Linked DNA regions of Homo sapiens: region 2 is linked to region 1. A link is a contact called in ENCODE Hi-C data. All regions are on one chromosome and are shown on one strand. Each heading gives the region's core, a stretch centred on a gene start or an enhancer-like site at or near the end of the contact. The rest is flanking DNA. Distances are from core to core; before and after follow the strand shown.

Region 1 (5,132 bases), core at 1,596-4,095:
CCATGGTTGCTTTAGTGACTGTTAGTGTTTCAAGCATGGATTTGGGAATCAAATATTCTCTCTCACCCTTTTCTTGCAACTTCAGGCAAGTTTCTCAACTTCCTGGAGACCATTTTCTCATTCATTAAGTAGAGATACAAAATATTTCACAGAACTCTAGTAAGGATTAAAACTAGTCATTCTTCACGTGTCAGCTTAAACATTACTTTGTTCAGGATCCCTTTCTTGACACCTCTCCTCACCTCCAAGTTTAAATGAGAAATGTCTCTCTGTGCTTCCAAACACTCTAAACCAGTGCCATCCAACAGAACGTTCAGCAAGAATATTGTTCCATAATCTGTGCTATTTATAGGTAGCCACGAGCCACATGTGCACTTGAAATGTGGTTAATGTGACCGAGGGACTGATGTGTAAGTATTATTTAATTTTAATTGCTTTTAAATAGTCCCATGTGGCTGGTGATGCCCGGACTGGACCGCACAACTCTAAACAATTCCCATTATAGCGCTTGGTTCACGGTTGATTCTCTCCTACAAGATTGAGGTCTGTGATGAAATTCACCTGGACTATGATGCTCCCCATTATATCCATAGCACCTGGGTCAGGGGCTGTTGCACAGTAAGCTCTCAGCACACCAGTTATCATCATCTTCAATGTCATGTTGCCCAACTTTGTATCCCACGGTTTAGCCCAGCACACACTGTAGATGGTTCATCATTGTTTGCTAATTGAGTTAATTGATTTCTAGACTTACAAACAAACCAATAATCTGTTCCTGGACAATATTCAACCAAAGGGGGTTGCATAAATGTCTTTCTACATTACACATTGTATACAGGTATCAAAATATCACACTGTACCGCATAAATGTGTATAATTACTGTGTGTTCATTAAAAACAATTTTAAAATGTCTTTTAAATAATTTCTCTGTGTGCGGCATAGTGGTTAGAAGCCTCTGCCTGGATTCCAACGCTAGCTCCTCCACTTTCCAGCTACATGACCTCTAGTACATAATTTTTTGTGCCTTAGTTTATTAGTCTGTAAAGTGGGGACATGAATGGTCCTGCCTTATTGAGTTGTTTTAAAGATTATGTGTATTGAGGCTTATGACCACCATTTTACAGGCAATAGAGAGAACAAAGGGCTGCAATGAATTACCCTATTAACATTCAAGCTGCAAAATCCAGATTGTAGGGAATGATAGTCAGGAAACTGAGACAGCCACGCTGTGGGCTTTAGGTAGCAAATCTAAGGGCCAAGACACAACTCTGAGTTTGGTCATCTGGAAGCAAGGGAGGAGAAAAAAATATTTGGCATCATTAGCCTTTACAGTAGAGGGAAGCCTCTCAGCTGAGGAAGAAGTGCTGAGTGAGGAGTGGTTGCTGTGTAGCAATTAATAATGTGGGTCCTAAGATTGTTGGTAAAACTCAATTGCAAAGCTGCCTTCAACTTTGTGTGGACTTAAGTGTGGGTAGCATTTTAGCAAAGAGGACCCCGAAGCTTTAAATTCTGCCTGTAGGATGCTGGCATGTCAGGTGCAGGAGATGTGAGTTAATGGTCTCAACTGTTCCAAGAGTAGCAGCTGCAACAAAAGCTCAGCCCTTTCCTCATACAGAAATGAGAGTGTGAAAGTAGTGGGTGGGATAAGAAGAGAATGAAACCACTGGAAAAAAAAAATGCCTTTTTCTGCTGCTCTCAAGAGTTCCCTGGAGAACCCAAAAAGGACAATCTTTGGTTTCATTGCAGACCTTTCTGCCTTTTGTTCCTTGAAGTCCCAGACATACTTTTTTCTGTTTCATGAACATGCCAAACTATTTTATGCTCAAGGTATTTAAACTTGCTGTTCCCTTTGCTGGGAAGGCTCTCAATCTGGGTCTTCCATGGCCATCTTTTTCCCTTTAAGTAAACCTTCGTTCCTACGTTGTCTTCTTCAATAGGACATTCCTGATCATTGCATTGAAAGATTTCCTGTAATAGCCTAACCTTCCCTCTAACACACACACACACACACACACACACACACACACACACACACACACACACACACAGACATCAGTTTTATTCAATGTATTGATACACATGAGTGAAAGGCTTAGAATAGCACATTATAAGTCTTCGGTATTATTAGGTATCATTTTTTCCATAATACCATTTTGTATCTAAATGTATCTTGTATATTTATATACTGATTTTCAATGGTTAGTCTACCCTTCTTTCTTATTAGCTCCCCAAGAGCAGGGACCTTGGCTGTTTTGTACATTTCCATATCTCTAGCACCGAGAATAAAGCCTGGTACTTGCTGGGTGCTCAATAACCATTGTTGAAAGGGTACATTAACTACAGAAAAAAGTATGACACCGGGAAAAAAAGGCTAAAAGATAATCACTGATAATGTTGGGTAGTGAGCTTCAGAGGTTTGTTTTCTTCTCTCTAGCTTTTCACATATTCCAAATTTTTACAAATAGCATGTGTTCTTTTTAATCCTAAAAGAGTTTAATTTTTGCAAAAAGACTTACGTTGGCATGCCATACAAAAATGTCAGTTGATAAATTTCTGCAGGCATGTTGCAGATTACAACCTTTGGATCTGTATACAACCACTTCTTAAATCAGAAGTCTGACGTTCTTCAGGAAGAACTCTCAGCATTATGTCTCTTGGTATAATAAATACAAATGCAGGCCCTACTGAAAGCCCCCTGGGGGGGGTCTGACAAGTCACATTCCATCAGCGGCCACGTACCATGTGACCAGCCACCCGCCTCTTTATCTCTAGCTCCTTAAGTCAGGAGTTTCATTTGGCTCCAGACCTTGGCACTACGAAGGTCAGCCAAGGTCGGGGCTCAAGTAAGAATGACTCACCCTGCTCTGTGCTCTCCACTGGGCACAGGCTGGAGCATGATGAATGCTGTGATTTTCCAGGCTCAACTCCCAGGAGGTGAGGTTCATTCCCTGAAACACTGGACCATGAAAGAAAACCCAGAGCATCCACCAAAGTGTTGTTTAGCATTTAGAAAACAAAAAAGAAGCCTCTACTGTCTGGTCCTATCCAGTGTAGTTCTGAATCAAAGTTGACCACCCAGTATAAACACCACTTTTTAGGCTTGTGCAAAGGGGGTTAATCATGATGCTTTTTAAAAAATAATGATTGTGCAAGATTGCACACACGCACCCAAGTATTAACAATAATACAATAAGCAATTACAATATCAGGGCCAGGTTTTATAAGATTTTTGTATGCCTGATTTACTTTGGAGTCTCTTGCCTTTAAAAACAAACAAACAAACAAACAAACAGAATATTATAGATACAGTAAAACTACTCCCAATTTCACTCCTTTCCTTCCTTCCCAGTGGCACTCAGTAACATAAAGTAACTTTATCATTCCTTTACATGTTTTTATATATCCATATATTCATAAACTTTGTTAAATTTTTTGCCCATTTTAAACCTTTATATAAGTGTTACCTTATCTTATGTATGATTTTGCAACTTTAATTGTTGTTCAGCATTACATTTATGAGATTTATCTTTGTGGATATATGAGATTTATCTTTGTGGATATATATGTGGATACATTTGCTAGTTTTACATGTCAGCGTGGCTAGATCAGTTAATCAGTTAAACACTAGGTGTTTCTGTGAAGGTATTTTGTAGGTGTGATTAAAGCCTGTAATCAATTGGATTTAAGTAAAGAAGATTAGCCTAGATAATCTGAATGGACTTCATTCAATTGGTTGAAAGGCATTAGAAAGGCAATTGAAAGGCATAGCCAAGGATTCCCTGGAGAAGAAGAGATCCCACCTGTGAACCAAGCTTCAGCTTAGGACTGATGGTTCCAGCCTGCCCTTCCTGACAGTCTCCCCTATGGATTTCAGACATGCCTAGCCAGCCTCCACAATCACACACAAGCCAGTTCCTTGGAATAAACCTCTTAATATATATCTCTCACTAGTTCTCTTTCTCTGGTTGGGCTCTGACTGATGCAATATACTTGTCATTTTATTCATTCATTCATTCCTTTAGAGACAGAATCTTGCTTTATCAGGGTGGAGGGCAGTGGCATAATCATAGCTCATTACAGCCTTGACCTCCTGGGCTCAAGCGATTCTCCTGCCTCAGCCTCCCAAATAGCTGGGACTACAGGCTCCCACTACCATGCCTGGCAAAATTTTTTAATGATTTTTAGAGATGGGGTCTCACCATGTTGCCTGGGCTGTGATTTACTTTTTTTGTTTTGCTATGGATCAGGGGTCAGCAAACTTTTCTTATTAAAGGCCAGGCATTAAATATTTTAGGCTCTGTGTGTCATATGGTTTCTTGCAACTATTGAACAATGCTGTTGTAACACGAAAGCAGTTATACAGACAATACATCAGTGAATACAAGTGTGGCTGGGTTTCAATAAAAGTTTATTTATACATATAGGTAATGGGCTGGATTTGACCCATGGGCTATAGTTTGCTAACCCTTGCTGTGTAGCATGCATTGTATGAATATACCACAATTTGTCTATTCTCCTGTTCATGGACATTTTCTACATTGTTCCTCCATTACCACAAAATGCTGTACCTAGTATTCTTGTATTCATTCTTTGTGCACATGTGCAAGAATTATTCTCTATCTAGAAGTAGAATTGCAGGGTCATGGATTATGTGAATCTTCAACCTAACTAGATAGTGCCAAATTGCATGCTAAAGAAATTGTTTCAATTTATACTGCTATCAATAACAGTGCTTGAGAGTTTCGGTTTCCACATCTTCTGTACCATTGGAATTGTCAGACTTATATATCTGGTGGATACAAAATTGTATCTCATCATAGTTTTAACTTACATTTTCCTAATGAATAATTATGAGAAGCATCTTTTTATGTATTTTTCTCCATATATATCCTCTTTGATAAAGTGTCTGTTCAAATCTTTTGGCCATTTAAAAATTGGATTCTCTTATTGAGCTTTGTGGGCTCTTTATATATTACGGATACAAGTCATTTGTTGGACACAAGTCATTTATGTAGGAAAATATTTGCAAATATTTTCCACCAGTCTGTAGCTTGTCTTTTCATTTTCTGAAGTGTCTTTTGCAGAGCAGAAATTTTAAATTTTTATAAAGCTAAATTTATCAGTGTGTGCT
Region 2 (5,132 bases), core at 1,277-3,776, 260 kb before region 1:
ACTTAAATGGTTTGAGAAGAAATGAAGACACTGGTGGAAAGCTTAGGGTTCTATTAAGGAAAAATACACAGAAAACTAAGCAAACCGAAGAACAAGGCAGTCATTTATTACAATAAAAACAAAAAGTCACACAGGAAAGGAAACTGAAACATAGTATATGACACTATTCACAAAGCCATAATAAAACACTCAATATCGATCGGACTACAGTCAAGATGTAACTATACAGGGAAACTGGAAGGGTGTAGGAGGAGGGGGTGGGAACAGTACACATACGTGGTATGTGTCGGGTGGAGAAAAGACAGCTAAATCTTCGTCTTCTATAGTGGGCAGTTATTAGCTAATGCCTACACCCAATAGATCAAGCAATAACAATATAAGCATGTTATTTAGAAAAACCAAAGTAATTGCCAAAGGAATCAGCTCAAAGAGTTGAAGGTGATTGCACATGAAGACGTAGGGGGAGGTGGACTACGGCTTGCTCTTTTTCTTAACACATGTTACACGACTATTTGTTAAACTCTGGGCATAGAGTTTTGTTACAAAAATAATTTATAAATTTTAAAATCAATCAATACCTTTTTTAATAAATAAAAGGGCTGGATGACATGATGGCCAAAGTTCCCTCTCATCTCCAAAGCTCCGTGATTCTTTCAGGATGAGTTTTACCACTTAGGTTGGAAAGGCAGGAGGGTGAACAGGGAAAAGGCGAAGGCTCGACCGGTTCCCTAAATGAGCTTTGACCTGGCCTTCGAATACCTGGCCTCTCTCCTGTCACAACTCAGTGACCACACAGAAAGCAGCAGGTGAGGGTGGTTGGAATTAGGAGGACACCAACTGAAATGCACTCATACATAAATAAAAGACAAAAAATCTTCTCCCAGACAAAGTGCTTAGTCTGAACCATTCTTCCAGTGTGATGAGAAGCAATGAAAGAAAAGACAGAGAAACTCTACCATTATTTTTTTCCCCATGTAGCCTTCAGGATGAAATTTGCATTATAGCCAAATCCTTCATTTTGAAAACAAATCTGGTCATTTTTAAGTTATTTGTGACCTTCCACACACTAATTTTTAATAGGGCTGGCTGGAAAAATAATGAGCTCCATTACTTCATTACACATGTCACCTTTATTACTTTATCCTTGAAAACAGGTTATTAAATGATTCCATTTTAGATTAATATTATTCTGAATGGAGAGTTTAACATTGTCTCCTAGTTCCCTCCTTACACTTACCTAATTCTCCTGCACCCATAACTATCATGAACTAAATGCAAAGGCAGGTTGTGGTAGAGGCGTTTGGTCTGTCTGTGGGGAGGCTGGGCCAGCTTGGTGCTGTGAAGTGAATGAGTCCTCAGCAGCAGGTTTATGTTAGTGGACTTCCCCAGTGAAATTCCTTCCCTCCCAAATCAACAAGTCATTTAAATTACAGGAGATAAGGCTCACTACTGTGGTGATGACTCCACAGGTAACAGAAGGATTAAACAGAGGATGTCGGGACCAACTTTCTACTTGCCTTGGAAGAAATTGTTTGTTACTCTTCCTGTATGTTTGAAGCATATCAGAGAAACAAAAATGAATCTTGGGATTCTTGCAGACCCCCCAGCTAGAGGACCTCTGGGTGGAGGAGACATGGCCAGAACTGGTAACATGAACCTGGAAGTTCACCTGTTACAGATCCCAGGCCCACACAGGGAACACTACTTTGTACACAACACAAGAGCTAGGCTCAGAAGGCAAATGGAAATACAGTGGTTGGGCCAAAGGGAAACGTCTCGAAGAGAGGCCATGGCAGGGAAGGCAGCTGAATGGGTATGGACAAGCTCCTGGGAAGGGTGCTGCCCTGTGTGAGGCTGCTGGCCAGGGGCTCTCTAGGGTGAGACGAAATTTGCATAAGGCCAGCTTCACCCAAGAGTGCAACTGTCACGTGGACAAAGCAAACAGCAGAGTGAAATGGTCAGGGTGGAGAGGGGGACTCTCAAGGCTCAGAAGGACCAAACTGACCTTTAAGCAAAGAGGGGGAGTCAGTGGAGGCCAAGGAATCTGAAAGAGAATTACCCTGCTTGACTACAGAACCAAGGATCTCTGTAGACTCAGGGAGGTCACGAATAGCTGCTGGGCAGAAATGTATGTTGGCTTCAGGTCAGAGGAACCACACTGGGAAGCAGGTTTGGGGCTGGCTGAAGCATTTCCCAGAGGTGTTGCTAACCTAAAATACCTTTGTTAAATGAAGTTTAGCCTAAAGCTGCCTCCTTACATATTTAAGTTTGGCCTAAAGGTTTTTCTGTACATCGATAACTATACAACAAGCGGAAGTGTAAACCAACCATAGTTTACATTTGTGCCAACCACTGAGTCTTGGCCAATCAGATGTAGCCAACTGTTCGGACCGTGTTCAAATAAGGCAAACGCCGAGCTCTGACCAAGCCAGTAGTTTCTGTGCCTCACTTCGGTTTTCTGCACGCCACTTTCCTTTTGCCGTCCATAAATCTTCTTCCACCACGTGTCGGCGCTGGAGTCTCTCTGAATCTGCTATATGATTCTGGGGGCTGCCCGATTCACATATTGTTCACTGCTCAAGTAAACTCCTTTCAATTTAATTCAGCTGAACTTTTTCTTTTAACACCTTTAAGGCAAAAAGTCACTTTTGCTTAGGGCCTGTCCAGGCATGTCTGAAGTATGAGAAAGGAACTGAGGTCCTGTTCTCCTTACTAGAATCTGAAAACATATCCACTTTGCTATGGTTTTATATTTCTGGCATTACATGTTATGTCCTCTTAATTTCTTCAGAGAGTCCAGCTGTGTCTCAGCTGAACCACAGACAGGTGCTGTTTCACTACTCAGAAAGAACAGAGAGGGGAGAAGAGTTTATTTCCAAAGAACTTTTATATCCTAGTGTGGGTAAGAATTTCTTAAGGAGCTTGCCAAAATGCAGACTTCAGGGCTCCATTTCTAGAGGTAGGTACCCTGATGTAGGAGCTAGTCACACTGAGAAGCATTTCTCTAGAGGCTCCACGAAGGAGGGCAGAGAATTGAAGAGTGTCTACAAAGGTACATCCACTACCAGCAAACCATTCTTCCAGAGACATAGCACTAGTGTTTTAAGTCAAGGGAAATAAAGATGTAGTGTTTTAGTTCCAGAATTAAGAGGCAAAGAATGGATAAAGAAGTCTTTTTTTTTTTGTCAGTTAAAATATTCAAAAATTGGCCAACAGTTTTCCCACTTTTTTTGGCAATATGATTTATCCATAAACTAAATCGATTTAAAAATCTTAGTAACACACAAAAAGTACCCAGAAATATTATCTCACATGAATTCCTCAAAAAATGTGAATGTTCTTTGAATTAATGCTGAATCCTAAATTATTCTTCATATAATGTCAGATATCTGAAAAATTCACTTCAATTTCCTGCCCTGGCAGAAATATATGAGGGATCATTTGAAAAGCTAATCACTTCAGAAGTAATTCTATAATTTGTCAAAAAGGAAAAAAGACATCTGGCAAAATCCAGGTGCAGACTAATGTGATGTAAATCCATGTTTTTTCTTCTATTTTTTTTTTTTCTGGGGGTGGGGAGGAAAAACTAAACTAACAGGCATATTATAAAACTTCTGCAGGTTCCTTTTTTTTTTTGAGGCAAGGTCTCGCCTCTGTTGCCCAGGCTGGAGTGCAGTGGCATGATCACAGCTCACTGAAACCTGGAACTCCTGGATTCAAGCAATCCTCCCATCTTAGCCTCCCAAGTAGCTGGGACTACAGGCACGTGCCACCATGCTCAGATGTGTTTTTTGTTGTTGTTGCTGTTGTTGTTGTAGAAATGAGGTCTTGCTAAGCTGCCCAGGTTGGTCTCGAACTCCTGGGCTCAAGAGATCTTCCTGCCTCACCTCCCACAGTGCTGGGATTAGAGGCATGAGCCATCACTCGCAGCCAGGTTCCAACTTTTTCAGCATGTGCCTCAGCCACAACTGGAGAGAGATGTGACACCACTCAGGTTCACTGGTAATGCTATAATGGTTTTGATTTTTAAAATGGAATATCCTTCTTTCAAGAGACTGAAGAATAAGGAAGGTTTTTGCTTCTCTAAACATGTGGTATCATTTGCTTGATGACTTCATTTCTTGACACTTGGGAAAAGGTGACTAAATCCTTTCTTTACTAAGAATGAAAGAATGTGACCACATTTTCCCCTCATTCTGTGTTTGCTCCAGACTAAGAAAGATTCAGATAAGATGTTGCAGGGGTGGTGGGTTCACAAATGATGTATTGGTAATAAAGCAGAAATGTTTTGTAAGGGCATGGGTGATGGCTATCTGCTCCCAAACTGTGTCACCTGCCTTATCAGAGGGAGTCTCACTTGGGTTCCTCAAGCTTACAAGCCTCTTTGAGGAATTCTCAAACTAAAGATCTATCCCATGTGTCTAGAATTAGCTAAGACATTTCTATGAGTATTTACAACCAGCACAGTACCAGGGAATGCATTACTGATTGTCAGACAGACTTATTGGTAAATACTGGAGTCTCTAATTGCACAGATCATTAAAAAATTTATGGCTACTTTACATAGTACTATTACAATGGCATGAGAATAAATTGGTTCCATGATTACTTCTATAAAAGCCTAAATTGATTCCTGTTCTTGCACTCACACTACCTTTGTAAAGCTTTGACCCTTTCCTCTCTCTCTCTTTTAAAAAAGATCCTGTGTCTATCTAGCTTTTGCTCCATGTGTTGTGGTTGTTTTTATCCTATCTCAACTCTACTTTGCAATGCTGGGGCCCAGAGTTGCAAACGATATCCCATAGGCCTCTTGACTAGGTCCTGTCAGTCAAGGCATTGCAGGAGTTGGATGAGAAGGTGGCAGGAGGACAGAAGCTGCTGGCTTTCTGCTCTCATTTATCTTTCTTCCATTTCAGGGCAGTGTCTCTGGAGGTGGCTATGTTCTTGCACTATCCCAGCTCTTCAGGTAGCATCCTCCGCCACTGTCCCTTCTCCAAGGCGGCAGCAGGTATCGTGGCAGAGCTCATGGTGGGAGCTGCCTCCTGCAGTTATTTACCTGAGTTTCTGGAATTTCCCCCTTCAGTCTTCCAGCCTCCCCACATTCTGTAACCAATTCCCTTTGAAATTCCAAG

Evidence for each region. Hi-C counts contacts between places; a loop is a spot of excess contacts on that map. Pooled maps may share reads with other maps.
Region 2: a loop to region 1 is called in a map of GM12878, with 2.8 times the contacts of the local background. The contact joins two enhancer-like sites. A Hi-C loop is called at or near these places in 5 of 168 maps with a recorded cell type or tissue (GM12878, OCI-LY7, PC-3 and 2 more), 7 of 37 single-sample maps with no recorded cell type and 10 of 50 pooled maps.

The regions. Positions count from the first base shown.
Region 1 is chr9:68,687,929-68,693,060 of GRCh38, reverse strand. No RefSeq gene overlaps it. Among named protein-coding and RNA genes, the nearest start is that of PIP5K1B, 15 kb to the left of the region's middle. Within about 2 kb of position 2,845, at least 4 of the 41 ENCODE cell types and tissues checked have a DNase peak (open chromatin) inside an H3K27ac peak, as active enhancers do.
Region 2 is chr9:68,947,150-68,952,281 of GRCh38, reverse strand. The region is part of intron 14 of PIP5K1B (phosphatidylinositol-4-phosphate 5-kinase type 1 beta); the gene reads right to left. Among named protein-coding and RNA genes, the nearest start is that of PRKACG, 64 kb to the left of the region's middle. RefSeq lists enhancers at 1,200-1,819, 1,820-2,439, 4,869-5,132. Within about 2 kb of position 2,526, at least 3 of the 41 ENCODE cell types and tissues checked have a DNase peak (open chromatin) inside an H3K27ac peak, as active enhancers do.